Linked DNA regions of Homo sapiens: region 1 is linked to region 2. A link is an interaction called in ENCODE POLR2A ChIA-PET data of the cell type or tissue named here. Cell type or tissue: HepG2. All regions are shown on one strand. Each heading gives the region's core, and the rest is flanking DNA. Links, peaks and the distances in the headings are about the cores only.

Evidence for each region. Peaks named below come from ENCODE experiments on the same cell type or tissue, not always from the same donor. Only the 100,000 strongest peaks of a DNase experiment are listed, where the experiment ranks them.
Region 1: POLR2A ChIA-PET joins it to region 2 with 5 read pairs; 10 of 35 experiments call an interaction of 5 or more read pairs at or near these places.

What each region holds. Positions count from the first base shown.
Region 1 is chr15:74,357,030-74,369,169 of GRCh38, forward strand. It overlaps CYP11A1 (cytochrome P450 family 11 subfamily A member 1), which reads right to left and starts at 10,617. Exons shown (of 9, transcript NM_000781.3): 1 at 10,288-10,617. The coding sequence starts at 10,556. It overlaps LOC124903524 (a long non-coding RNA gene), which reads left to right and starts at 8,433. Exons shown (of 2, transcript XR_007064709.1): 1 at 8,433-8,476; 2 at 8,633-12,140. It also overlaps the pseudogene PPIAP46. RefSeq lists a silencer at 9,000-9,159, a promoter at 10,567-12,140 and an enhancer at 10,749-10,773. In HepG2, for the core only: no CTCF peak of the experiment used is centred there; no DNase peak of the experiment used is centred there; H3K4me3 peaks cover 1,498 bases; H3K27me3 peaks cover 1,269 bases.
Region 2 is chr15:74,435,282-74,451,529 of GRCh38, forward strand. It overlaps UBL7 (ubiquitin like 7), which reads right to left. Exons shown (of 11, transcript NM_032907.5): 5 at 16,155-16,239; 6 at 15,521-15,578; 7 at 14,655-14,788; 8 at 14,345-14,394; 9 at 13,905-14,072; 10 at 13,197-13,319; 11 at 10,696-10,946. The coding sequence ends at 10,809. Among named protein-coding and RNA genes, the nearest start is that of SEMA7A, 9.4 kb to the left of the region's middle. RefSeq lists enhancers at 6,501-7,010, 7,523-8,032, 14,206-14,706 and a silencer at 7,377-7,561. In HepG2, for the core only: a CTCF peak has its summit at 6,384; DNase peaks (open chromatin) are centred at 6,940, 8,100, 8,490, 9,580 and 2 weaker places; H3K4me3 peaks cover 2,098 bases.

The sequences.
Region 1 (12,140 bases), core at 5,622-10,621, 78 kb before region 2:
CAAAAACCAGACAGGTCTTACAGGTTAGTGCAGGATCTGTGCCTTATCAACCAAATTGTTTTGCCTATCCACCCCATGGTGCCAAACTCATATATGCTCCTATCCTCCATACCTCCCTCCACAACCCATTATTCTGTTCTGGATCTCAAACATGCTTTCTCTACTATTCCTTTGCACCCTTCATCCCAGCCTCTCTTCACTTTCACTTGGACTGACCCTGACACCCATCAGGCTCAGCAAATTACCTGGGCTGTACTGCTGCAAGTCTTCACGGACAGGCCCCATTACTTCAGTGAACCCCAATTTCTTCCTCATCCATTACCTATCTCAACATAATTCTTCATGAAAACACACATGCTCTCCCTGCTGATCACGTCCAGCTAATCTCACAAACCCTAACCCCTTCTACAAAGCAACAATGCCTTTCCTTCCTAGGCATGGTTAGATACTCCACCTTTGGATACCTAGTTTTACCATCCTGACTAAACCATTATATAAACTTAAAAATGCAAACTTAGCTGATCCCATAGATCCTAAATTCTTTCGCCACTCCTCTTTCTGTTCCTTAAAAACAGCCCTAGAAGCTGCTCCCACACTAGCTCTCTCTAACTCATCCAACCCTTTTTCATTACACACAGCTGAAGTGCAGGGCTGTGCGGTCAGAATTCTTACACAAGAGCCAGGACCGCGCCCGGCAGCCTTTCTATCCAAACAACTTGACCTTACTGTTTTAGCCTAGCCCTCATGTCTGTGTACGGCAGCTGTCGCTGCTTTAATACTTTTAGAGGCCCTCAAAATCACAAACTGTGCTCAACTCACTCTCTCCAGTTCTCATAACTTCCAAAATCTATTTTCTTCCTCACACCTGATGCATATACTTTCTGCCCCGCTCCACTACCTCTCAGCAAGCTGAACTCATTGCCTTAACTGGAGCCCTAACCCTTGCAAATGAATTACACGTCAATATTTATACTGACTCTAAAGATGCCTTCCATATCCTGCACCACCATGCTGTTGTATGGGCTGAAAGAGGTCTCCTCACTACACAAGGGTCCTCCATCTTAATGCCTCTTTAATAAAAACTCTTCTCAAGGCCGCTTTACTTCCAAAGGAAGCTGGAGTCATTCACTGCAAGGGCCATCAAAAGGCATCAGATCCCATTGCTCTGGGCAATGCTTATGCTGATAAGGTAGCTAAAAAGCAGCTAGCATTCCAACTTCTATCCCTCACAGCCAGTTTTTCTCCTTCTCATCGGTCACTCCCACCTACTCCCCTACTAAAACTTCCACCTATCAATCTCTTCCCACACAAGGCAAATGGTTCTTAGACCAAGGAAAATATCTCCTTCCAGCCTCACAGGCCCATTCTATTCTGTCGTCATTTCATAACCTCTTCCATGTAGGTTACAAGCCACTAGCCCACCTCTTAGAACCTCTCATTTCCTTTCCATCATGGAAATCTATCCACAAGGAAATCACTTCTCAGGGTTCCATCTGCTAGTCTACTACTCCTCAGGACCCTCCCTTCCCTACACATCAAGCTCAGGGATTTGCCTCTGCCCAGGACTGGCAAATTGACTTTACTCACATGCCCCAAGTCAGGAAACTAAAATACCTCTTGGTCTAGGTAGACACGTTCACCGGTTGGGTAGAGACCTTTCCCGTAGGGTCTGAAAAGGCCACCACGATCATTTCTTCCCTTCTGTCAGACATAATTCCTCGGTTTGGCCTTCCTACCTCTATACAGTCTGATAACAGACCAGCCTTTATTAGTCAAATCACTCAAGCAGTTTCTCAGGCTCTTGGTATTCAGTGAAACCTTCATACCCCTTACCGTCTTCAATCTTCAGGAAAGGTAAAACGGACTAATGGTCTTTTAAAAACACACCTCACCAAACTCAGCCTCCAACTTAAAAAAAGGACTCTGTCAAGAATAGAGCCCAAAAACTCACCAACCAAACAAGTAATTACACTGAATCCCCTTGGGCACTCTCTAATCGGATGTCCTGGGTCCTCCCAATTCTTAGTCCTTTAATACCTGTTTTTCTCCTTCTCTTATTCAGACCTTGTGTCTTCCATTTAGTTTTTCAGTTCATACAAAATTGCATCCAGGCCATCACCAATCATTCTACATGACAAATGCTCCTTTTAACAACCCCACAATATCACCCCTTACCACAAAATCTTCCTTTGGCTTAATCTCTCCCACTCTAGGTTCCCACACTGCCCTTAATCCTGCTTGAAGCAGCCCTGAGAAACATTGCCCATTATCTCTCCATACCACCCCCAAAATTTTTGCTGCCCCAACACTTCAACACTATTTTATGTTATTTTTCTTACTAATATAAGAAGACAGGAATATCAGGCCTCTGAGCCCAAGCTAAGCCATCATGTCCCCTGTGACCTGCACGTATGCACCCAGATGGCCTGAAGTAACTGAAGGATCACAAAAGAAGTGAAAACGGCCTGTTCCTGCCTTAACTGATGACATTACCTTGTGAAATTCCTTCTCCTGGCTCATCCTGGCTCAAAAGCTCCCCCACTGAGCACCTTGTGTCCCCTGCCCGTGCCTGCCAAAGAACAACCCCTTTGACTGTAATTTTCCATGACCTACCCAAATCCTATAAAACGGCCCCACCCCTATCTCCCTTCGCTGACTCTCTTTACGGACTTAGCCCACCTGCACCCAGGTGATTAAAAAGCTTTATTGCTCACACAAAGCCTGTTCAGTGGTCTCTTCACAGGGACACGCGTGAAAGAGAGAACCCTGAAATCTGGCATGCCGGTGAAAGGATAAGAATTTCTTATGAGTCAGTCTCTGGGCTCTTTCCCTCTATGCAAACTGGTTAAATATAAAGTAGAAGTCACGTATATCTCCTCTGTAAGATTTTAAATTAATTGGTTTAATAATAATAAAAGCTTAAGTCAAATATTTTGTCAGAAAAGTAGAAAGTGTAATGCCTTTTAGTTCATGTGACTTTAGCAATAGTTGGGAAATAAAGACAGTTTTCAAGATTATTGGAAAAATACAGTTGTCTTCAAAATGTAAACATGTGGTGTACATTATGTTCAAATACTAGGTTTGCTAAATCCTTTAACATCATAAGCTACTCCTTTGGCTTTTGAAAATTGTTTAACTTGCCTGCTTTCCAGCTAGGTAAGGCCTGGGGACACGTGGAGTTAGCCATGCCCCTAGCTGTGCTGGAAGTAGTCAAACCTTATCAGAAACTTTATCAGAACTTACCAGTTTTTTTTGTTTTTGTTTTTGTTTTGACAGAGTCTCACTCTGTCCCCCAGGCTGGAGTGCAGTGGCGCAATCTCGGCTCACCCACAATCTCCATCTCCCAGATTCAAGCAATTCTCTGCCCTAGCCTCCTGAGTAGCTGGAATTACAGACGCCCGCCACCACACCTGGCTAATTTTTTATTATTATTTTTAGTAGAGATGGGGTTTTACCATCTTGGCTAGGCTGGTCTTGAACTCCTGACCTCATGATCCACCCGCCTCGGCCTCCCAAAGTGCTGGGATTACAGGAGTGAGCCACCGCGCCTGGCCTAACTTACCAGGTTTTATGTTAAAATTCGCCATTATAGGCCAGTCACAGTGCCTCGCACCTGTAATCCCAGCATTTGGGGAGGCCGAGGCAGGTGGATCACCTAAGGTCAGGAGTTCAAGACCAGCCTGACCAACATGGTGAAACCCCCATCTCTAGTAAAAATACAAAATTAGCTGGGCAAGGTGGTGCCTGCCTGTAATCCCAGCTACTGGGGAGGCTGAGGCAGGAGAATCATTTGAACTCAGGAGGCAGAGGTTGAAGTGAGCCGAGATCATGCCATTGCACTCCAGCCTGGGCAACAAGAGTGAAACTCTGTCTCAAAAAAAACAAATTTGCCATTATAACATGCAATTAAGACTACTAGAAACAGTTTTACATGCAAGGTGTATAAGAACAGTAGAAAGTGTTGGGGGTTTTTTTGTGTGTGTGGAAGGTTACAAAAGGTTTTTGCTTCTTTAAAATTTCTGAGTCATCATTTTGGCAAAATAAATAGTTTACGGTAATCTGGAATTCCAAAATCAAACTTCAGTTTCAAAATTGTCTTTCCTAATGCCTGGCTTTCTAGATGAATCAGAGGGCCCCTGAAAACATCCAGAAAAGAGGTAAACAGGATTATTTGACATGTTTAGGTACATGGGATTGACAAAATGATGTTAAATCTTCTTTAGGTTATATTTTTGTGAATAATATATTCCAAAATTGTATGGGATTTCTCAAATTCTAATGTCTAAGTATATGTTACCAATCACAATTATAATTATGTTAAGTTATTGTAAACCACAAAAATGACCAAATTTTCTTGTATAAAGCTACTAACCCACGTAAAACAACAACAACAAAAAATTAATTACATATCAAGAAAAGACTTTCATGTTAAACCAGCTAATACTGAAATTGTTTAAAATAGTTTATAACCTGTCGCTTTGCAGATGCCGTCACTGCCACCAGGAGCCCTGTACTATCAGCCATGGTCAACCCCACCGTGTTCTTTGACATCGCAGTCACGGCGAGCCCTTGGGTCACGTCTCCTTTGAGCTGTTTGCAGACAAGATTCCAAAAACAGCAGAAAACTTTCATGCTCTGAGCACTGGAGAGGAAGGATTTGGTTATAAGGGTTCCTGCTTTCACATAATTATTCCAGGATTTATGTGTCAGGGTGGTGACTTCATATGCCATAATGGCACTGGTGGCAAGTCCATCTATGGGGAGAAATTTGATGATGAGAACTTCATCCTAAGGCATACACGTCCTGGCATCTTGTCCATGGCAAATGCTGGATCCAATACAAACGGTTCCCAGTTTTTCATCTGCACTGACAAGACTGAGTGGTGGATGGCAAGCATGTGGTCTTTGGCAAGGTGAAAGAAGGCATGAATATTGTGGAGGCCACGGAGCGCTTTGGGTCCAGGAATGGCAAGACCAGGAAGAAGATCACCATTGCTGACTGTGGACAACTCTAATAAGTTTGACTTGTGTTTTATCTTAACCACCAGACCATTCCTTCTGTAGCTCAGGACAGCACCCTCCACCCCATTTGCTCGCAGTATCCTAGAATCTTTGTGCTCTCGCTGCAGTTCCCTTCCATGCCTAGCTGGACTGCAGAGTTGAGTTAAAGTTTATGATTATGAAATAAAAACTAAATAACAACAAAAAATTGTTTATAACCAATGCTTGATCCCATATTCCTAGGAAAACAATTAAAGCTTCAGGTATATTTGGTCTTCTGGTCAGCCATTTAAACATTTTATAAAGGGATTTCATTCCATTGTTATTTTCCATGCATGTTTTCTGGTTGTAGAAAAGCTTTCCCATGCAAGAGGGCTGATGTTATAACAGTAGATTATTATGCTACAGTGTATTTTCACCAGATTAAAAAAAAAAGCTTTTTATGGTTTGAATCTGCTGGAAACATCAGAGAAAGACTGTCCTTGCCATCTACACTATAACAAAACTTCAGGACCTTGAACTTTGGGTTCATAATCTCACAACTGAGAAGGGCCCCTCCATGCTCTTGGAGCTGTGCACCCACTGGAATGCTTAAGGTAAAACTAACTAGGGAAATTTCTCCCAAGAAGAAGATGACATCATTGATGTGAACAGCTTTTCCCAAGTTCACAGATTAAGACTTCTACTATCATGAAACTCTTATTTTTGAATATTTTTTCTTGCTTATGCCTTCTACGAACAATAGAAGTGGAAAAGGGGTCTGTTATGTGCACTTATGGGGAACATTTTTATTTGTGAAGGAGTTTGCAGCCAGCCTTATACATGGATAAAGGCCCAATGTATGTAAGAAACTTTAATGGTAGATGTGTTAGCTCATAATCAATCAAAAACAAAAAATTGATTCACTCCACATAACCCACATCGTGGGTTAAAGAGAACATTGCCAGAAGTCCTTCACTCTTCTGAAAGGGCATCATTTGTTAGGTCCTTTTTCCATGGTTTAAAGTAAAAGAAGCAATGATTAGAAATGTATCCCTCATGATAGGTTCCATAGCAAATTCTACTCTAAAGGCTACAGACTCTAAATTCTCTTGTGAAAGTTATAATAGAATTGGCTAAACAGCGAAGTATCTGTGCAGCTGCTGGCACTTGTGGCCTATACAGAAATACATCAAATGAAGACTATAGAAATTCAGTGGTAGGAGACTGACAAAGAAATTGATTAGTCAAGTCTCTCTCTGTTGCCCAGGCTGAAGTGCAGTGGCGTGATCTTGGCTCACTGCAACCTCCGACTCCCAGGTTCAAGCAATCCTCCTGCCTTGGCCTCCCAAGTAGCTGGGATTACAGGTGCACGTGACCACACCCAGCCAATTTTTGTATTTTAGTAGAGATGGGGTTTCACCACGTTGGCCAGGCTCATCTTGAACTCCTGACCTCAAGTGAGCCACCTCACCCAGCCGTGAGTAAACTGTATCTAGCTCATTCTTAGATCCATTTGATTTTAGGAGGTTTGGTTTATGGGGACCTTGGGTAAGGAGTATACTCCCAAATTCTTGGTATTATCCTCCTAATAGCCATAATAATGGTCTCCCTGACGAGCTGTATGCTCTCAAAGGTTTTAAATGCTTGCATGAGCCATCTCTAGAATGTCATATGGTCTCTCTTCAACTGGAATAACAGGAGCTCAAAGAAATATGCAACCATGAGGACACCATAACCTATAAATGACATGCTGAGACCAGAAACCCAAAATGATGGTAACTGAGAGTGGCACTGAGGCCCTAGGTTTTGGTCACACTCTCACCTAAGTGAAAACCTGATCAAAAAGGGAATTTTTTTCAACAAAATTCTGGGAGGCCGTTGTTTTGGACTGATCTCATGCACTAGGCCCCAACAAACCAAACAAAACCAAAATGGGGCCACTCATGCCAAGACTTTAAGGAAACACATAGATTCTAGAAAAGACTAGGTTTTGTTTTTTCTTCTGCAAATCACTACAACAAACATTTCTGACAGTATAGGTATCCACCCCCTAAAGTTTCCATTAAATCTTTTAACCAAATTCATTTCCTCTCACCTAGAGACCATCAAGCTTCAGATGATCATGTAACAAAGGTTCCAGCCAGTTCCAAGTGAAGACACCACCCCTGGACATCAAGAAGCTACCCTTCCTCCACTAGATAGAGCAGGGTGAGAGTTCCATGATCCCCAATAGGTAGGGACTATGCCCCAAGCCAGCATGAAGCAGTTACAGAAAAAAGACCATCGGTCCCTCTGCCTCCCATAAAGATTTATGGGGATCACATCTCTTGAAGGGGCAGATGAGGCAGGAAAATAGGGTCTGAAGTGTGAAGATCGATTCACACTTCAGCTATAACAGGAAATATCCTCTCCATAGGGTGTATGACTATGTAACTTGAATACTTCATCCTCTCCATTTACATAAGGTGTATCTGAAGTAACCAATGGAATCCTCTGGGGGTAAATGCCCCACAATTCTGTAACGGGACCTTTGAGCCCCTACGCTCCGCCTGCTCCCACACTGTGGTGTGTATGTTCATTTTCAATAAATCCCTTCATTCCTTCCTTACTTTGTCTGTGCATTTTGTCCAATTCTTTGTTCAAGACGCCAAGAACCTGGACACCCTCCACCGGTAACAAAGGGGCTTAATAAAATAAGGAGTTGCTACTGAGGGTCTAGGAAGTGGTGAAAAGGGAAGAGAGGAGGAAGCAAGGATAACTAGAGATCTATGTGAAGTGAGCACGGGACAGAAGCACTAATAGGCCTAGGAGAGAGGGGGAGGAAGGAGAGACCCAGCGGGGCGCAACCTCCCAAGCCCAGCACTCAACCTTGAATAGGGTGGGGTGCGGGGTGGGGGGAGCTCCCTGCCACCAACCAGCTATCAAAAGGGGCAGTTTGGACTTTAAAGGAGTTGTGAGAGAGGGAGGGAGCAGCTGAAGCCCCAACACAAACTAGCCTGCCTTCTCACCCACCCCCAGCCCAGTCATCAAGCCGGCCAACACATCTTACCCTTCCCTCTTCGTGACTGACCCATTGGAATGCTCTGAGTTGTAAAGACCTTTCACTTAAAGGAAAACGTACTGTCCCTCCTGGTCTCCCCTCCCAGCCCCCAACCACCCCTGCGCCACCTCCGTTCCCTCTCAACCGGACTCTTAGCAAAGAACCCAGGTGTGGCTGAAAGGCTGCCCACCGTGGGAACAGCTTTAGCAGTTTTCCCAGGAAAAAGCCACAAGCCCTGGAGGCACAGAGGCCCAAAGACAAAAAAAAAAAAAAAAGGCCTTTCCTCCTAGCAGGAAGCAAGCCCGATTCTTGGGAAAGGGAAGGGACAGACTCAGAGCCTCAGGGCCAAGGGGTGAGATCCAGCACCCCAGCAGGACAGGAATCTAGCTGGGTGACCTCTCTGAGCCTCAGTCTCCTCCTCTGACCATGGGGACAACAAACTTCGCTTGCAAGGTGTGCGGAGGGTAACGGATGTAGGGAGGCATTTAGTAGGGCTTGTTCTCTAACCACCTCTCTCCGAGAGTTTCAAAGGGAGTGGGATCTGGGGAAGGTTGAGGCCTCAGGCCTGGGAACTAGGAATACTTTCCCTTTTACCCACCACCATCCCAGGCCTGGAAGAAGATCAGAAGTTGGACAGGAGAGGTCCGGCCGCGCGGACGTCACCTTAGCGCGCCACTGTCGGCTCCGGTGGGCTCGGGTGAGCTCGGGTGAACGCAGCGAGCGAGGGCAGAGGCCAGCAGAGGCGAGGAGTGGATGCTGCAGGGCCGCAGGCCGGGCAGAGAAACGCATACCGGGTCGCTCCCTGCTTCGCCGCCGCCTCCTGGCAGGGCCAGCGAAGCCAGTGCTCCAGCGCCCCCGTAACACCTCAAAGCGCACGGAGTCCGTGTTGGGGAACTTGGCGGCAGAGTGACTGGGACCTAGGACCTGCGGTGGGGCCGCCGCCGCCTCCGCGGGGCCGAGCGCCTGGACCTCGCCCTGAGGTAAACGCGGGTCGACCCGGGGGGCGGATGGGCTCGGGCTGTGTCGAGGGGAGGCGGAGGTGAGCGACCCGCGAAGAGCGCAGGAGCAGGCCGGGGGCCACGCTAGGGCGGACCCAATTTCGGAATAGCGCGGCCCGGGCGGCGGCGTGCGCTGGGAGGAATGCTGGGTCTGTCGCTAGCGCCAAACTTGACCACGCTGCGACCTTTTCACTCTGTGCTCTGACCTTCAAATCTCCCTCCCCCGATTTTTTTTTTTTTTTTTTTTTTGAGACAGAGTTTCGCTTTTGTTGCCCAGGGCGGGAGTGCAGTGACATGATCTCGGCTCACTGCAACCTCCACCTCCTGGGTTCGGGCGAGTGTCCTGCCTCAGCCTCCCGAGTAGCTGGGATTATAGACCCCCGCCACCATGCCCGGCTAATTTTTTTTATTTTATTTATTTATTTATTTATTTATTTATTTATTTTTGTAGTAGAGACAGGGTTTCACCATGTTGGCCGGGTTGATCTCGAACTCCTGTCCTCAAGTGATCCGCCTGCCTCAGCCTCCCAAAGTGCTGGGATTACAAGCGTGAGCCACCGCACCCGGCCTTCTCCCAATTTTTAAAACTCGCTGGCTGGGCTGACAGCTACAGGGCCAGGAATTCAAAACTTAGCCTCACCAGTCTCCCCTCCTCAGACCGAGGAGGTTGTTTTGTTTTGTTTGAGACAGAATCTCACTCTGTCGCCCAGGCTGGATTGCAATGGTGCGATCTCGGCTCACTGCAACCTCTGCCTCTCCGGTTCAAGCCATTCTCCTGCTTCAGCCTCCCGAGTAGCTGGGATTACAGGCGCCTGCCACCACACCCAGCTAATTTTTGTATTTTTAGTAGAGACGGGGTTTCATCATGTTGGCCAGGATGGTCTCGAACTCTTGATCTCAAGTGATCCGCCCACCTCGGCCTCCCAAAGTGCTGGGATTATGGGTGTGAGCCACCATGCCTGGCCAGACCTGGGGTTTGGACCCATTAAAGAGCTTCCTTACAGATGGCTGGCGGTCTTGCCACCAATTGTTTCAAAAGTAGATGTCTGGTTTAGAGTACTTAAGACATTCACAGATTCAAATGTTGAATTTTGAAATATCCCTGATATATTTCTGTATTGTATTACCAAAAAAAAAAAAAAAAAAGAAGTTAGACAGGAGTTTGGAACCAGAGAACAGCCTGTTGGGGGAGTGGGGACTACAGCAGGGCTACCCAGGCCCCTCCTCCTCCCTGTCCCTTCGGCTCCCACCCTCTGCCAGGCTTACCTGTAAATCGGGCCATACTTCTGGAAATTCTGGACATGGTGAAGGTGGACTTTGTGTGTGCCCGTCTCCCTCCAGAAATGGTACAGGTTTAGCCAGCCATTGTCACCAGGAGAGGGGATCTCATTGAAGGGGCGAGGACTGCGGGTGGAGATGCCAGCTCCCTCGCCAGTGGGCACCCTGAGACGCCCCAGCCCCTCCCTGGGGGCACTCAGAAAGGTCTGGCAGCCTTTGACCAGGACTGAGCGTGGGGGAAGACCCTTGGCCAGCATGCTGTCCCCACAGCTGTGACTGTACCTGCTCCACTTCAGCGGGGACTGCTAGGATGACTGTAGCCCTGGGCCACCAGGGCCAAGATTATAACTACCAGCTCAAGGCCATACCAGAAGCTGATAAAATGTTCACGTCCTTCCTCCTGCTGCAGGCTCAAACCCGCAGACAGCTCCTCCCCTACTCGGTATGAAGGTTCAGTCTGGAATTTCTGCAGCGTGAGGTTCTCCAAAGGACAGGGAGACCCCTCTGTCTCTGCCCTCAGTGCCAGCCCTAGCAGACTCCTGAAATATCTGCCTGTGCTTTTGCCTGAGCTGGGGCCTCCCACTGGCCCCTGCAGCGGAGTCCATGCCCTGGCAGCCATTGGTCAAGACTGCAGACAACCTGTGTTTGGGGGAAATGAGGGGCCCAAGAGAAGGTCAGAGCTATCTTGCCAGCTTGGGCAACATACGTCTTAGTTATGGCCCCACTGTATAGACACACATCATTGAACAACAGGGATAAGTTCTGAGAAATGCATCCTTAGGCTATTTTATTTTATTTTATTTTATTTTATTTTATTTTATTTTAAGAGAGTTTCATTCTTGTTGCCCAGGCTGGAGCGCAATGGCACAGTTTCACCTTGGAACCCTAATCCTCGTCGTCTCTCCCCAGTTGACCCAGATTTGGGGCTGTAATTCAGTACAGCTGACTCAGAGGGGCTCTGGGTCCCTTGAGCTGAGGTCTGTGGTCAGGCTCCACTCTGGACACACTCTAAGACCTTGGCAAATCTGGTTGCCATGGAACTCAGGATGTCAGCTCTTCCCTGTCCACACACTTGATCTGTGCTGCTTTCCCCTCAGAGCTGCTTCCATACCCCCTCCCATCATATCATATCCCCAGACCCATCCTTCCAGCCCAGGTCAGCCCCCACACCCACCCCCCATCACCCTGCACCTACCACTTTCCCAAACAACAAGGGTCAGTCACCTGTAGAGTTTTCAAGTCATTTCAACAAAATTACAGCCCACTTGGTAAAAATGTGTAGGTCAGAAAACATACATGTGCCATGTAGAGCATTTCATGACAGCAATCTACACTATACCTTATACTTATCATTGGAAGGTACAACTTCTTGCTTTTTTTCCCCAAAATCTTATTTTCTGGCAAATAAGGCATTTAAAACACACATCTAAGAGACAGAAAATAGACTGGTGGTTGCTTAGAGCTAGGGGGATAGAGGAATTAGAGGATGGGACATAAAGTGTGTAGGGATTCTTAGGATGATGAAAATGAAAATATTCTAAAGTATATTGTGGTAATTATTGAACAACTCTCTGATACACTAAAAGCCATTGAATTGCATACTTTAAATGGGTGAATTGTATGGTGTGTGAATTATATCTCAATAGAGCTGTTACCAAACACACACACACACACACACACACGAGTGACATCCTCCTGGCCTCTTCTGTTGTATGTGTCAGCCCATAGATCACCCACAATGGCAAAAGTTGTCCTTACACAGCCACTTGACCCCAGACTCCAATACTGTTGAACCACTTTCAACAAATTTAGAGCAACAGTTTTTAGAAGAAAAAAAAAAA
Region 2 (16,248 bases), core at 5,651-10,650:
GGAAGGTAAACTCAAGGTACCTCCAGAGACAGTGCAGAGTGAGGTTCCTGGCCCACTGGGTGAAGCCAACAGCCTCCTGATACACAGGGGCACACTGCCCCAGAGAGGGAGGCTGTGGACAGTCTAAGAGCTCCTCCTCAGGCCTGCACCTAAGCCTGTGGCCCTGAAGCCAGCAGTGGAGCCTGGCCCAGGCCAGCCTCTAAGATGGACATTCGGTTTCACCTGCTAGACAGGTATTGCCCTCAGTGTCTGTCCTCTCTATGCAAAGCTAGGGCAAACTAAGAAATCACCTGTCTCTGCCTTTTGGAACTAAGAATTCAAATGGATTCAAAATCAATGATAACACTGCCCATGTGCATGGCAACTCACAACACATAACCCACATTCACCTACCTCATCTCTGCCAGTCCTCCACTCTCTTCCTCTCACTGAGGGAGGGAGCGTAACTCCACTGCAGAGAAGAAAACTGAGGTACAGGGAGGGACAAGGACGGACCTGCCCGAGGTCAACCGGTAAATGGTAGAACGAAGATGGGTTTTCTGACTGCAATAACAATTGCTAACACTGTGGTTCCTATGTGCTGTGCCATCTCATAGCCTCTCCCAACTCATTCAATCTTCGCACTCCTATGAGATAGGAGCTATTAGTCACCTCCCTTTACAAATGAAGAAATCAAGGCACAGACAAGGGATGTGAAGTGCCAGGATCGCACAACTAGAGGCAGGACGGATTGAAACTCAGGTGGTTTCTCAAGGACCCACACCCTTGACTTCTCTCTGTGTGATGTACCCTGGCACTGCTGCCTCCTGTCTGTGGCTGAAGTCTGGGTCCAAACCATCCCCAGAAGGACCTAGATAGGGCCCAGGTCACCAGGTGCTGAGTAGGAGGGCAGACCAGGGAATGGGCTCAATCTCCCAATCAACAGAGTAGCAGATGGAAACTGGGGTAGATGCCAGATAATTTTTTTTCCAGACTGGGGGGTAGGGGGGAAGGAAGTAGTACTTAAGACCATCCTCCCCACAAGCCAGCCAACCTGGGGACAAAGGGCCAGGCGAGATGGCAGCCCACTCTCTCGGTTGGCTGCAGGCAGCCAGGGGAGGAGAGAACTAAGCCCATGACTTGAGGCAATAACTTTATAAAGGGAAAGGCAGCTAGACTGTGGGGCAGGCACTATGACCAGAGTTTAGGCATGGACTTTCCTGCCTCAGGCAGCATAGGAAAATCAAGTCAGAATGGTATAGGTGGTGTCAGAGGCCTGCCTGCCTCATTGGAGGCCAAGGCTGGCTCTTGAGCCTGGACCAAGAACAGGGGCACAATTCCCACTCACAGCCAGTGATGGGAAGTGGACCAGCAGAGGAAGCAACACATGTGGATGCTGACACGTCTGATGGGGAGGCACATTCTTGTCCCTCCCTTCTCCATGATTCCACATTCAGGGGAGGGAGGAAGAAATGATGCAGGGCTTCTATCGATAAGAAAAATACCTTGAGAAGGATCACTTCCTGAGCCCCATGGACAGCTGAGGCACAGCCCAATCCAAGAAGGCTCCTTTTGGAATGAAAGAAATGGATACACACAGACCTGAGATTCATGGTCTTGAAGCAGTGGCAGAAGCCCCGGGCAATCCCCCCAACATTCCAACTAAAGCCTCTCACCTTTCAGGGTCCAACTTAACTCATCCTTCCATTCTCCAGAGTTATCTGACCTCCTCCTCAGCCCTGATTCCATGGCTACACATGGCCTTCACAGGAGTGACCCACCTCAAACAAGAGGCCTGTGGGAGATAGAAGGATTCCGTGAGGAGATAACATATGCAGACGTGAGGTCACCCACACACAGTTCACTTCCTTTCACAGATACGATGATCCAAGAATCCCAATTCTTAGGATTAGAAGTAGCTCTCAGAGGGCATTCAATCCCCAACAGCCCCCTCCATGCTAGATCCCACCCCTTCTTTGAGGCCTCAGAGCTTGGTGGCCATTCAGACCTCCTGGCTACTAACAGCAGCAACAATTCCTATTGCCTACCACCATTACTACCTATTGCAGGGGGCAGAGACTTGGAACTGATGAGAACGAGGGGAGTGGGTGGGCTGGGGTCTGCAGAACCCTGTGCTGTCTATAAGGCAATTTCGACTCAGCTCCAGCCCATGGAACCATGAAGAAGTAAACCCAGTAGTGAAAGGTAGTATGATTTTCAAGAGAAGCTGAAAATTGAGGGCTGGGCACGGTGGCTCATGCCTGTAATCCCAGCACTTTGGGAGGCCAAGGCAGGTGGATCACCTGAGGTCAGGAGTTCAAGATCAGCCTGCACAATATGGTGAAACCCCATCTCTACTAAAAAATACAAAAATTAGCCGGGCATGGTAGCGAGCGCCTGTAATTCCAGCTACTTGGGAGGCTGAGGCAGGAAAATCACTTAAACCCAGGAGGCGGAGGTTGCAGTGAACCAAGATCGCACCACTGCACTCCAGCATGGGACACAAGAGTGAAACTCTGTCTCAAAAAAAAAAAAAAGAAAAGAAAAGAAAAAAGAGGCCAGGGGTGGTGGCTCACGGCTGTAATCCCAGAACTTTGGGAGACCGAGGTGGGTGGATCACAAGGTCAATGATTTCTGTCCTAATCATTCTACATGCATTTTTATCTGACAAGGTCAGGAGTTCGAGACCAGCCTGGCCAAAATGGTGAAACCCCATTTCTACTAAAAATGTAAACATTAGCCGGGCATGGTGGCACGCAACTGTAATCCCAGCTACTTGGGAGGCTGAGGCAGGAGAATCACTTGAACCTGGGAGGTGGAGGTTGCAGTGAGCTGAGATTGCGCCATTGCACTCCAGCCTGGGTGACAGGGCGAGACTCCATCAAAAAAAAGAAAAGAAAATTGACTCTTTGTTGAAACTCTCTCTTTTAAAATATTGGCAAATAATTCAAAAGTTAAGGAGGATGGATATGGGCAAATAAAAACAGGTCTGGGGCCCATATCTGGGACCCCCAACATACCATGTGCCCACTGTGACTATCTCACAGGCACAGGCACGACAGTCACTATACCTGGCCCAACTCTTGGCAGACCATGTCAGGCAAGGAGTGCCAAGAAGACACTTCTCAGGCTGCCCAGGCCATGCCTCACCCTCCCCTCAGTGCTCTGCCTGCCTCCAAACCTCAGCCAGGACATTCCCCTCAAGTGCCTGCCTCTTCCTCCTAGACCAGTTCAGAGATCACCACCTTCCATACATCAGTTCAGCCCACTGTGAATGGAGAACTTCTCAGAACTGCCACCACCTTCTTAGCCCTGAGGGTCGTGCTCCCAGCAGCATCCCATGCCTACATCTCTGCTTTCTATCCTAATCATTCTACGTGCATTTTTATCTGATCAACCCTACCTAAATTGCTAAGATCTAAGTAGGGCCAGCCAAGTTAAGTAAGACAAAGGAAAAATCCAAAGAGGAATATTCAGTCAGCAGAGAAGAGACAGATTTTTTTTCCTTCTAGCAGGGCACTCAGCTCACCTGAAAACACTACAGGTCCTGTGCCTTCCACAGACAAATCAGCAACATCCTTAGCCCCAAGCCCCAAACTTGGCCAACGTGGCACTGGGCTTGTGGTGGGAGTGCCACCTGGTGGCCACTCTGGAACAGAGCCGAGTCTTAGCAAAGACCAAGTGCATCTCTGCTCTCTGTTCTAGTCATACATTCTACATGCACTTTTCTGTGATAGACACTCCCCAGACTTTCTGGAGACAAACTTCTCCCTCCCATTCCTATGCCCCTAATCCATCTCTGAGCCTCTATTCTCACTGTCCAAAGCCTGAGGCAGGGCAGAATCTCATGGATGTCACATAGAATCCATCTAGACTAACAAAATCTCCTGACTAGACATGGCTGGGAGGCCAAAGATGAAGTCTCAGCCTGGATACTGACTCAAGCAAGGCCCTGACCCAGTCCAGGCCTCTGTTTCTTTGTGTACAAAATGAGAAAGAAGAGCTAAAACTCCATCTCTTCTCCTGGTCTATCTTCTCTCTGTATCAGAGAGAGACAAAGCTTTCTCATTCCATCTTCTGCATTTCCTTCTATAGGATGAATTAAATATGCTTTTAAATGATGTCGGCCAGGCATGGTGGCTCACGCCTATAATCCCAGCACTTTGGGAGGCCGAGGCAGGTGGATCACCTGAGGTCAGAAATTCAAGACCAGCCTGGCCAACATGGTGAAACCCCGTCCCTACTAAAAATATAAAAATTAGCTGAGGATGGTGTTGTGTGCCTGTAATCCCAGTTACTCAGGAGGCTGAGGCAGGAGAATCACCTGACCTAGGAGGTGGAGGTTACAGTGAGCCGAGAGTGCACCATTGTACTCCAGCCTGGGCAACAAGAGCAAAACTCCATCTCTAAACTAAACTAAACTAAAATAAAATAAAAATAAAGTGATGTCTATAGGAGAGAAGATGTCCCAGGACCCTCCCAGCTCTGATGTGATCCTTGGGCCTGCTGAGGCCACTTCAGTGAGGAGATACACATGCAAAAGGGTGGTTACCCACAAACAGTTCACTTTCTTTCATGAATATAATGATCCAAGAATCTCAATTCCTGGAGTTAGGAGTAGCTGTCAAAGGGGATTCAGTCCTACCTGAGAGCCACTCACAAGACTCCTTATGGTGGCCATGCAGGTTCTGCTTACATACCTCCAGTGATGATGAGCTCCCTCACAAGCCAGCGTTGCCCATCTTGTTTAGCTCTGACACAGAGCTTTCTTCCCCAGTGGAAGACTCCCAAACAGTGGTCCTAAATCTGCCCTCTGAGGCAACAAGGACATGTCTAATCTCTCTTCCTGGAATACGGCCCTTCAGTGATTTCACAGAGGTCACATCCTTCTAAATCGGCTCTTTATTCAGGGTAAATAACTCCAGTTTCAAATAGATCCCTCATGGGGCTTTCCTTGAGAGGCTCTCTAATCCTGGTTGATTTCTAAGACACGATCAGTCCGTCATTTAGCAAACTTTTACTGACCCCTCCTAGGTGCTAAACAGTCCAGATTGTGTCTCTCTCTTTCAAAGATCAGGCCTCAGATCAGAACACAACACCTAGTGTGGAGGCTGAGCAGTAAAGGGCTGAAAGACTAGCTTCCTTCCTCCTTATTCTAGCACCTCTAAAGGCACTCTTAATGGGTTGAGACAACACGTTGTTAAATCCTCTTGATCTCAGCCCAGGGTTATCCCTGGGCCAATTCTCAACCATCAGTAGTGGCTCTCTGGGATGCTCATTTGAGAAAGATTATTGAATCTGGGCCCAGGAGAAGAAATGAGACTCGATTCTGCATAAGAGCAATTAATTTTCTGGTCCCCCTTGGCCGGGCGCGGTGGCTCATGCCTGTAATCCCAGCACTTTGGGAGGCCGAGGTGGGCGGATCACGAGGTCAGGAGATCGAGACCATCCTGGCTAACACGGTGAAACCCCATCTCTACTGAAAATACAAAAAATTAGCTGGGCGTGGTGGCGGGCACCTGTAGTCCCAGCTACTCAGGAGGCTGAGGCAGGAGAATGGTGTGAACCCGGGAGGCAGAGGTTGCCGTGAGCCGAGATTGCACCACTGCACTCCAGCCTGGGTGACAGAGTGAAACTCTGTCTCAAAAAAAAAAAAAAAATTTCTGGTCCCCACTGCAGGACCTTAGACTTTCTTTGCTTCTGTCCTTGTTAGGGTTACTTCATTGTCTGGGCCCTGATGCCATCTAGAACATTCACTGGCCCAGCTCTGAGTGCCTGGCATCTCTGATACACATACTCAATATCCACTTATAGAAATTGAGGGAAAACGTCAAACAAGGCACAACTGACGCTCCAAGAAGTTAGGTCATATGTGGAAAAGCAATCTAAACCTCAATCTGACTTAGAAGCCTAAGTCCCCTCCAAGACCTGAGCTGCCACTCCAAAGGTAAGTGGTTAGGAGACCCTTCGGCCAGCCAGGCACAAGGCCCCAGGTGGGTGCACTGATGGAATCATGCTGACACAATCCCACCCAAGCCCTAGAAAGGCCACTTCCCCAGCATACAGGAAGCACTCCTCTGTACATGGGGCTAATAATATCTAGTTTTCAGAGTCGCTATGAGGATTAACTAAGATGGCACATGTGAGTGCCTAGCTCAATGCCTGGCACAGAGAGGATGCTTGATAAATAAGCACTACTGTGCTGTGTAATGTACTATTAATATTAGCTAGTTTTGCCAAGATAGAGTAGGCCAGTGCCTGGGTTGCCACGAAAGCATTTCTAGCATAGAAGTTGAATTCTATTCCCAGCGATCTCAGAGCCTATGAGAACGAGACAGGCCCAGGCCCAGAGGAACTAGGGGCACAGCTGAACTGACCTGAGCCCAGCCCAGGGCCAGAGGGGACCCCACCTGCTGGAGAGGCTGGGTAAGCAGAAAGAGGGAGGCCTGAATAAACTCCCCAACATCCTCAACAAACACCCAGGGCCAAAGTCTGTGGCAACAGCAACAAGAAGCCACCTCAGGGTAGGGCTCTGTGAGCTTGGTCTGGGGCCCAGGCCAGATGGGACTGAGGCGAGGAGCAGATCTGGGGCCCATGTGCCCAGCAAGCTGTGCCAGCCCAGCCCATACCAGCCCAGCCAAATTTGAGTTATATCAGGAGAACGGATCTGTTAGAAAACTCACCCATCTCTACATATTTGCATATTCTATTTTGGGGTCTTTTCCTTTTTTTCCCTCAGCTTCCTAGAAAAGTTCTTGTGATCACTTCCAACTTCACCTCTGCTGAACTGCAAAAACTCACACTCAATCCCATCTCTCCTCTAACTACTATCCTCTCCCTCACAAGCAAGGTCCCCTGCCCTCTCTGCATCCACTGCCCCTCACCTATTCAGTCCTCAACCCCTGCTATCTGGCTCCGGTTCCATTGGAATGTCTCCCCAAGGTCACCAAGGCACAAGTCAACAAGTCCAAGGTCAGCCCTTCTGTTACTAGGTTTGTCTGTGGCATCTGACCCCACTGAGCATGCCCTCTTTGTCCAGGTCCTTTCACTCCCTCAGCTTTGCTGACTCCTGCTCTCACCTTCCCAGAAGCAGCAGATCCTGCGCCCGTTCCATGCCTCACATCTATCAGTCACCATTTTCTATAAAGCTGAACTCCTTAGTGGGTATCCCTTTTCCTCTACCTTTCTCTGAAAAGCTTAATTGCCTTCTCACATGACACAGGCCCAGTGTTCAACTTAGAACTTCCTGATCACTACCTCAGCCCAAAGACATCCAACTGTCTTTAATTATACACATCCCCACCTGGCTGTCCTATGGCACCTCATTCCAAATTGTCACCCCAGTCCCTTATTCTTACTGCTGCACCACCATCCGCCTGCTCACATCCTGCCTGCCTCCCCACTTTCAGCCCCCAGAGCTAGTCTGTCCTTCACACCTAGCAGCTCCCCTCCACCCAGCTCCCCTGCAGCAGCTCCAGTTGAGGCCCCCTCCATGTCCCATCTGGAGGATCCAGCCAGCCTCCTAGCTGGTCGCCTACCCCATCTCACTTCCCACAAATCCAGCCTCCACACAGCTGTCAGATTATCTCACACACAGATCTGGTCCCCCACTGCCCTGCCTGCAGCTGCCTCAGGGGTGCTCTTTGCCCTCAGGATAAAGCCCTAGCTCCTCAGCCGGATCTAAGCCCTCATCATCTCCCATTCCTCCACACTTCAGAGGCCAAGGGCAGTGGGAGGAAGGGCACCAGCTCTGGAGTAAGACAGACCTGAGTTTCTGGGACCACTTGTCCACTTCCTGCCCATGAGACTGTGGGCAGATGATTTCAACCCTTGGAACCTTGGTGTCCCCATCTGTTCAGTGGAGACAACAGTATACTCGCCTTTCCCAAAGATCTGGTATCAATTCTAACTCCTAAAGCCTCTCTACCTCCTCCTCTCCTTCCCCACTGCCACGCCGTCAGGTCAGCCTACCAGCAGCTCTAAGTGGATCACTGCCACAGCCTCCTCCCCGGCTTCCTCATGCCTGCCCTCCCTCAGTCTTCTACTCCCACTATACTCACCACACAGCAGCCAGAATGACCTTTCTAAAACACACATTGGACTCTCTCCCGATTGCCATTCTGTGACTCCCATTGTCCAGGGTAAGTCTAAATTCCTTACATAGCTTCAAATGATCTAGCCTCTGCCCACCCACTTGCCTTGCAAGCCACCCTGACAAACAGGGCTACAAAAGCCAGGTTTGCTCCCCACTCCCAGCCCCCTCAGTACATATACCTTCGTGCCCAATTCTCCCTTACCCTTCAGGTCTCAGCGTAGTGCCACTTTCTCCATGAAGCTTTCCCTCACCCTCACACCCCCACCCCTAGCCCACGTTAGCCCCCTCTCCTGTGAGCGCCACAGCCCCTAGACTTGCCTCGCCCAGTTCTCATTAGGCTTTAATGCAATCATCTGTTTGTCCATCTTACCAACAACACAGCATTGTCAGAGCAAAGATACCGTCATGTTTATCTGGCAGAGAGTGGAGGCTCAGTCAATGTTTGTTGAAAGGATGAAAGGAGGCCCGGCGCGGTGGCTCATGCCTGTAATCTCAACACTTTAGGGGACCAAGACAGGTGGATCATTTGAGGTCAGGAGTTTGAAACCAGCCTGGCCAACACGGCGAAACCTCATCTCTACTAAAAATACATAAATTAGCTGGCTATGGTGGCACATGCCTGTAGTCGCAGCTACTTGGGAAGCTGAGGCAGGAGCCCAGGAGGTGGAGGTTGCAGTGAGCTGAAATCGTGCCACTGCACCCCAGCCTGGGCGACAGAGCGAGACTCTGTCTCAAAAAAAATAAATTTTTTTAAAAAAAATAATAAAAATAAGAAGAAAGGATGAAAGGGACAATGGTGAGGAAAGAGTCCTTGGCTCATGGAAAGCCCCAGGCTCAGTGGGGGCACTTATCAGACTCAACATAGACTACTCAAAACATGGCCACAGGAAGCAAAGCCAACTTGCCAAGCCCCTGGAGGAAAGAGCCAACAAAGAAGGGAAAGGGAAACCGTGGGGACGGCTCTGTTCTGGGAACTGGTATTGGGGGTTGGTCCAAGGGATAGGGCAGGGTGACCCAAATGTTCTGCAGCATAATGGGATAGGGGAGTTAAGGAACCCCAGCACCTTTGAAGGCAGTCCTCAGAGGCAGGGTGAGAGCTGCCACAGAATGGAAACGAGCTCTGGGCAGGCTGTATCATGGGCACAGGAAGGGCTGTGTCAGCCCCATTTGACCAAGACAGACCCATGAGGATAGGACTGGCCTTTGTTTCCACCACAAACAAGCAAGAGACACTGTGTACAAAGACAGAGCTTCCTGGTCTTTGCTCTCAACCACAAGTAGGCAGCTGGGCTCCAGGCAGACCACTGAGGCACACAGAGGCCTGGCATTGAGAAGCCCAGTTCTGAGTCTTTTCTGTCAATGCACATAGAGAGACTTCTCAAATTTTCTGGAAGAGGCAAAGAATAACATCCTGTTCGGGCCATATCTGGACGTTAAGAGTATCACTGATACACTGGAGGTCATCCAGAAAAACGAACAGGATATGCTGGGAACCAAAACCATGACAGGTCAAAGGGGCAAGTCAATGACCCACCATGGCATTCCGTAAATAACTAAAGCCCTGCTAAGGTAGAAGAGGAAGCAGGCTTGTTCCGAGTGGTTCCTTAGGGCAGAGAGGGGACCAAGGGGTAATGCCCTGGCAAATAGTTAAAGGACAGAATAGGTTGTAAGTGGTAAATCTTTTGTTCCTGGAGGAGACAAGCAGAAACCAAATGACCATGACTGGGAATGGTGGAGATGAAACGCCTGCCAAGGCAGAGGGCAGGAGCACATCTCTGAGCCCCTTTCCACCCATGTTATTCCCAAATGAACCAAAACACCATCTGAGGGGAAGAAGTGTTCTCCCAACGAAGTATTCAAAGCATTTAAAACCCACTTTCTCAACTTGGACATGTCTGCGATGCCGCAGGGAACATCACAGGGAACGCCATGCCAAGGGGAACATGAGTGAGCACAGGCAGATGGAGCAACAGCTTGGGGGTTGGTGCCCTCTCTTCAATATTAAAGCTGAGCCCTGTTCATGTTGGTGTTGTTTTTTAGTATTGCTATTTAACTGCTCTTGTATTTATGCCTTCAGGACAAGGAGGGCCCTACCTCCTGGCGAAGCTCTGAGGCCTGGATTCTGGAATCATTACAGAACAAGCATCAAAAAATGCTTGGTGAGAATAGACTGGTGGGGTGGACAAAGAAATCTGTGGAAGCCATTGAGAGAGAGAGAAATGTGGAAGGCAAGCTGCCTCCATGTGCTTCCCCTGAAAGTCCACCCAGCCACTCCATAGACTGGACATCTCGGAAGCATAAGCCTCTTCTGGGCACAGCTGTAATCCAGCAGCCACCCTGAAGATTGGGTGATAGCTCTGCCTAGACTTCGGCACATCCTGAGGCTCCCAAACTCCAAAGCCCCAGAGAGTCTGGGGGCTACGGCTGGAAACTTCTCCCAGAAGTTAACATGGGTATCTCACAGCATCCCATGATGTAGGGTCTAACATCCTCCATCCAGGGCCCAGAACTAGGGGCCAGCCCTGCTTTGATGCCACAGCATCAAGACCAGCACACCTTGTTTGCCCCACTGCCTCCACCAACTCAGATCAGCCAGAAAGGTCAAGAACTGGACAAAGCAGGAGAGTTGACCATCAGGTATATTGGGGAAGGGAGAGATGGAGGCACCTTCATGAGTGCCTCCCAAGGGCAGTAGCCTCTGCAACTTGCTGGGGGTTCAGGGGAAGCAGGGAGTTCATGGGGCTCCTCCAGCAAAGATGAGCTCCAGGGCTGCTTGGATGTCCCCACCGGTGGCCTGCAGGGCCCGCAGGCTCAGCTCATCGTCCTGGATGCCCATGTCACGTAGCTGCTGCAGCTGGGGCTGCCACTGGCTCTGTGGAAAGATAGGAATGGGCAGAAGCTGTTAGCTGGGATCCAGTGAAGACTCACTTAGGTCTGTGCTTTCCGGGGAAGGAAAGGAAGATGGGGGAGTCCTCAGCAAAGCTGCTGATGCTGAGTTCCACAGAACACGGTGCTTCTAGGAAGACTAAAAGATAGGCTTGAGGGTTAAGAGAACAAATCCAAAGTTTTACAATAAAAAAAGGAAATTCTTGGCATAAGGATCAAAAGAGAATGTACAAATTATTCACTGTCTGAATTCCAAGAGGCTAAATTACTTTCTTTCTCTTGCTATGTGTACACACACAACAGCAAGATTTTGCTCTTTATGTGATGAGTGTTACAGATTTTTTTCCCAGTTTGTTAGCCTTTGGACTTTGCTTCGGTTTTTTGTTTGGTTTGGTTTGCCACGCAGAAATTTTCACCTTTTTTTAAATGTCTTAAATTTTTGTGGTATATAGTAGGTATATCTATTTGTGGACTGTAAGAGATGTTTTAAATTTTTCGCTTTTACAAACCCAAAATGCATAACTTTTATTTAATGGCTCCTGGATACTGAGTTTCAGCCAAGAAAGCCCTTCCCTACTATAAGGATTTGAAGAAATTCACCCATATTTTCTTCTAGTACTTTCATAGCTTCATTAATATCTCTATTTCATGACAGCAGGGATGAGCACAATTTAGGGAAAACAACGTGTTCACATGTGGGAAGAAGGCAATGCAAAGGGGAAGAAAAGCAAAGTCAAAGAGGCAGGCAGTGATGAGAACATGGAGGGCTTAAAAAAAATGCACACAGATCAATTTGAATTCATTTTACAGGCCAGGTGGAACCAGTGAAAGCTTCTGAGCTAGGGAATAAAGTAAACAGGCATCTAGCAACAGGGGAGATGCAAGAATGGAGAAGACAAGTTGTTCACGAATCCTGCTTCTGTTCCCTCACTGTCTACAAGGACCACATGGAACAGTGAAAACCACACAGGCTTGAACCCTATCGTTACGACTTCATGGCCTTATGACCCCAGACAAGTTCCAGGGATGATGCTCTACCCATAGGCTTACTATGTGGAATAGAGGAAAACAGACGTGAACCAAACTGCTCATGCATGGAGCTGTGAACTACAATGCTGGCCCCTCAGGTATTCCACTTAGCTGCTAGGGTGACCTTTCTCCTCCTTAAAGCCTCCCATGGGCCAGGTGTGGTGGCTCACACCTGTAATCCCAGAACTCTGGGAGGCTAAGGTGGGTGAATCGCTTGAGCCCAAGAGTTCAAGACCAGGCTGGGCAACATAGGGAGACCCCCCCATCTCTACAAAAAATACAAAAAATTAGCCAGGCATGGTGGTGCATACCTGTAGTCCCAGCTACCCGGGAGGCTGAGGTGGGAGGATCACCTGAGCCCAGGAAGTTGAGGCTACAGTAAGTTGTGATCACACCACTGTACTCCAGCCTGGGTGACAGAGTGACACCCTGTCTCAATCAATCAATCAATCAATCAATGCCTCCCAGGGATCCCTGGTGACTGCTACATCAAGTCATCAAGTCTAATCTCCGCAGGTTGGCATGCAAGCCCCTCTCGTAGGCTCCTGCTCTTTCTCTGGCCCCATCTGCGGATCTTCTACACTGGACACTGCATCCTAGCCTTGTAGTTTTGAGTATGTCACATATACCTCCACACATGTGCACAAACAGGTAGCTGTCTTCACCTGGAAATCAGCCCCTTCCTACCTCAAACCCCCTTCCCTGGCTAGCTAACTTCTAACTAATTCTTCTGACAATCAGCTTAAATACCCCTCTCTCAGAAAAGTTTTGTCTGACCTAGGCCCTTACTTCAAGCAGCTGGGTTTCTTGCCTTGTTGCTCCCCAGCTCAGTGCCTGCCTGGTGCCCCTCCATGGCAGGGATGAGAACCAGCTTGCCACTAGCCCAGCATCTGGACTCAGGCCTAGTATACACATGCTCAGTCAATGATCACTGAATGAATGAATGAAATGGCCATGATTATCTAAGCCAGGTGGTCTAGGGAGTCAGGCCATGGTCACTAGGGGCAGGAGAAGCCTAGTGACCACTGTGTATGGTCTGAGAGTGTGCCCTTGCTAGGAACACTCTGCACCTGTCCCACTGCCATGCTCCAGCTGTTCCTAGAATGAAGCATGCCAGGTGTGAAGGACCGCCAGAGAGCAAAACAAAGGCTGGGCATCCAAAATAACAAGGAAGCCACATGGAAACCAAGACGTGGGGAAGACTGACCTGAAGGCTGGGCTGCCCAGAGGCCTGAAGGGCATGCTGTAGGGCTTGGCTGAAGAGATCATTGGTGATGGGCGTCCCTGACTGGACACCAGAGGACATTGGTGAGGTCCCTGAGGAATGACCCTAGAGACAAATTAGTGGTCAGTGCCACCCTCAGCGCCATCTCAATCTTATAGCAGATGCTCGCTGTTGTCATATCACCTCACAGCACTCCTGAGGTACCCAACTTCTGCCTCCCAACAAAGACCTGCCATAAGACAACCAAACAAAGGTAACTAGAAGCTCTCTATGTGGGCAGGAAAGGTTCCATTCTCTTCTGCACTGAGCCCCTTGTCCCAGCCTAGGACCCCAGCACTGCAGCACTGGGAGAGATGGCCTTGAAAGCTGAAGTGACTTGTCACCCAGAAATGCTTAAGCTGGTGATGTCTGCTCCCTGTCAGGGATGAGGAAGGGCATATTGTGTGCAGGAAGAGTCTTCTGAACTAATAGGGGGGACTACACGGGACCATGTTAAAATCTAGACTTCTGAGTCCTCAAGGCAAGTGAAGGGGAGGTCACTCAAGCTGCAGTAAGAAATCCCCACCAGGACTCCAGGGTTCAGCTTAAACTAGATCTAGCACCAGGGTCAGCAAAGGCAAATCTACTCTACTGCTGGGGAGCTTGTTCCTTGGGGGCCCAGCCTTGATCTTCCCGGCCCCGTCTTCATACCTGGGTGCCAGGAGTCGGTGTGTGAGAGCTGCTCTCCGGAGTGCTGGCCAGGGCCAAGGCGGTGGCCAGCTCACTCTGGGTGATGGGCCGGGGCCCAGCAGCTCCACTGTACCCCAGGGAGGCTGGGCGGGAGCTGGGAGTACTGCTAGAGGGTGTGGACCTGGTGTTCTGGAGAAAGAAGACACTCAGAATCAGGGAAGCAGTACTGTGAAACTCCCAGATGAACTCCACCCACCTCCAGCAATAGTTCTTGGGGAAACTCTTAAGTTCCCAGGTTCAGAAAGGAATCCAAAAGCAGAAATAGTATGACATGGTCTTGGCCCCCCAATGGCGTATGTCCATCTCCCAGCCTTGGGAGTGCCAGGTCCCAGGATGCAGCTCATTCCCAGCACCATCTCCCCCACATGTCAGCATGTCAGGCAGGCAGGCAGGCCACTTACTGGGTGAAAGTCATCCTCATCATCTGAGAGCCCTTCAAACAGGAAGCCACCTGGAGGAGGACGAACAGATTTCAGGAGGAAGAACAGAAAGGCACAGGCGCAGCTCCAGAATCTCAGCTCAAGTTACTCTCCAAATTCATATTTTCATCTCTCCCCTCGGAAAATTACAGGACAGATGCACTTCCTGACTCAAACCGAGAGTTCCCAAGGAACGCCCTCTGCCAACGCTATACATAGCTGCTGAGTAAAGCAAATTCCTGGGCCACTGCCGGCTCCTGAGGGGCCCACATTACACTTTTCAGGCGCTCACCTGGCATATCCCGGTATGAGCTGGAGGGCATGCTCCGGGAAGAGGAGTCAGTCCCAGGCATTGGGGCACTGCCTGCTACGGAGTGCAGAACCAGGACAATGGCATTGACGAGGGCTGGGTGAGCAGGCACCAACCTAGGATAGAAGCAGGAAGAAACCCAAGGGTGACTCCAAAAGAGCACCCTCAGCCATAACAGGAGTTCTGGGTGCCCCCTCACAACAATGCAGCCACCTGTGCCTGCTCTCAAATTCCTCAGTCTTTAGCATCTTCCACCAGGAAGCTTTATCCTCCTGCTGATCTGCCCCCAGCAACGGGTGCAAGGCCTTCAAATTCCTGGGGTCCGCTGCAGATTCTTCACCCTCTCCACAGGCAAGGCATGATGGGAAAGGTGCAGCCTGGGAGGCTCAGGGTTCTGGCCTGAGCACATGAGGAGTGTCTGGTCTAGGCACCACTACTACATCAGGCAACCCTGGACTGGTCCCTTCTCTTCCCAGGGTGGGGCTGTTTTCTTCACTTGCAAAATGAGGACATGTCCCTTTTAGCTTTGACACTTTACGGATCTGTACACCTGCTTCTCCTTTTGCCAGCTTAAAATCCTTGAAAAGCTCCCTAATTTCTACCACACGAAACCTAAACTGAGCCTGGCAGACAAGACCCTTTCCCTCAGAATCCTGCTTCCTCCCAGCACTCTTGACAAAAGCCCTGCTCTTGGGCTTTGCTCTTTCTCACCCCCTGACGTATCTAAGGGGTAGACTTGGTGACAGACTATGGATGGGCTCCCAGAGCAGACTGCAGGGTGACAATTAGGCTTCTGGCCTGAGCACGAGGAGAGAGAAGGTACCCTCTAATAGGACAGGTACACTTACGTATCAAGCATATTGGGATCAGCGAAGACAGAGAAGAGGTCCTTGTCCTGGAGAACCCCTGAAAAAGAGCAGAGCTCACCTCAAAGAAAGGAAATCAGCCAGATCCAGGAGGGAGAAGAGGCTTTGCGTCTCAGAGCAACCAGCTCAACAGGGACACAGGACAACAAGCCAATCTTCATGAGAAGTAGAGGAAGCAAAGCGCCAAGCAATACAATTCAGGTACTCCTCATCTTGGTCTAGTGAGGATGGTCCCCTGCTCTCCACCTCCCCTGCACTTTAGTCACATCACAGACTGGGTACCAAGACACCTGTCTCTTTCTCCCGTATCTCTGGGTTCTTCCCTTACTCAGGGTGTGCAGGACGCCTTCCCTGATTGCTGTGATGTGGGCTAACTGCTATCCTCATTTGGCATCCTCATACCCTTATTTACGATGTTAGTTAGGCCATTATCTCTCTGTGGGACTGAGAGCTCTTAAAGGGCTGGGGATATCAAACACACCTTGATTACTCTCCCTCTTCCCACAAGACCAGTCATTCTTCAAAAGATAGTCCAAGTCTCTTTAGAGGAATTGTCTTCTCCTGTTTTCTCCTTTTCCGACAACTCCTATTTCCTCAAATTCAGTCCTGCACTTACCAAGAGCAATAGGGTCACTGCTGAGGCCTGGGGTGGCCACAATGATCTGATCCAGAGACTCCTTATTGCTGAGCATCTTAAAGACCTGCAGGAG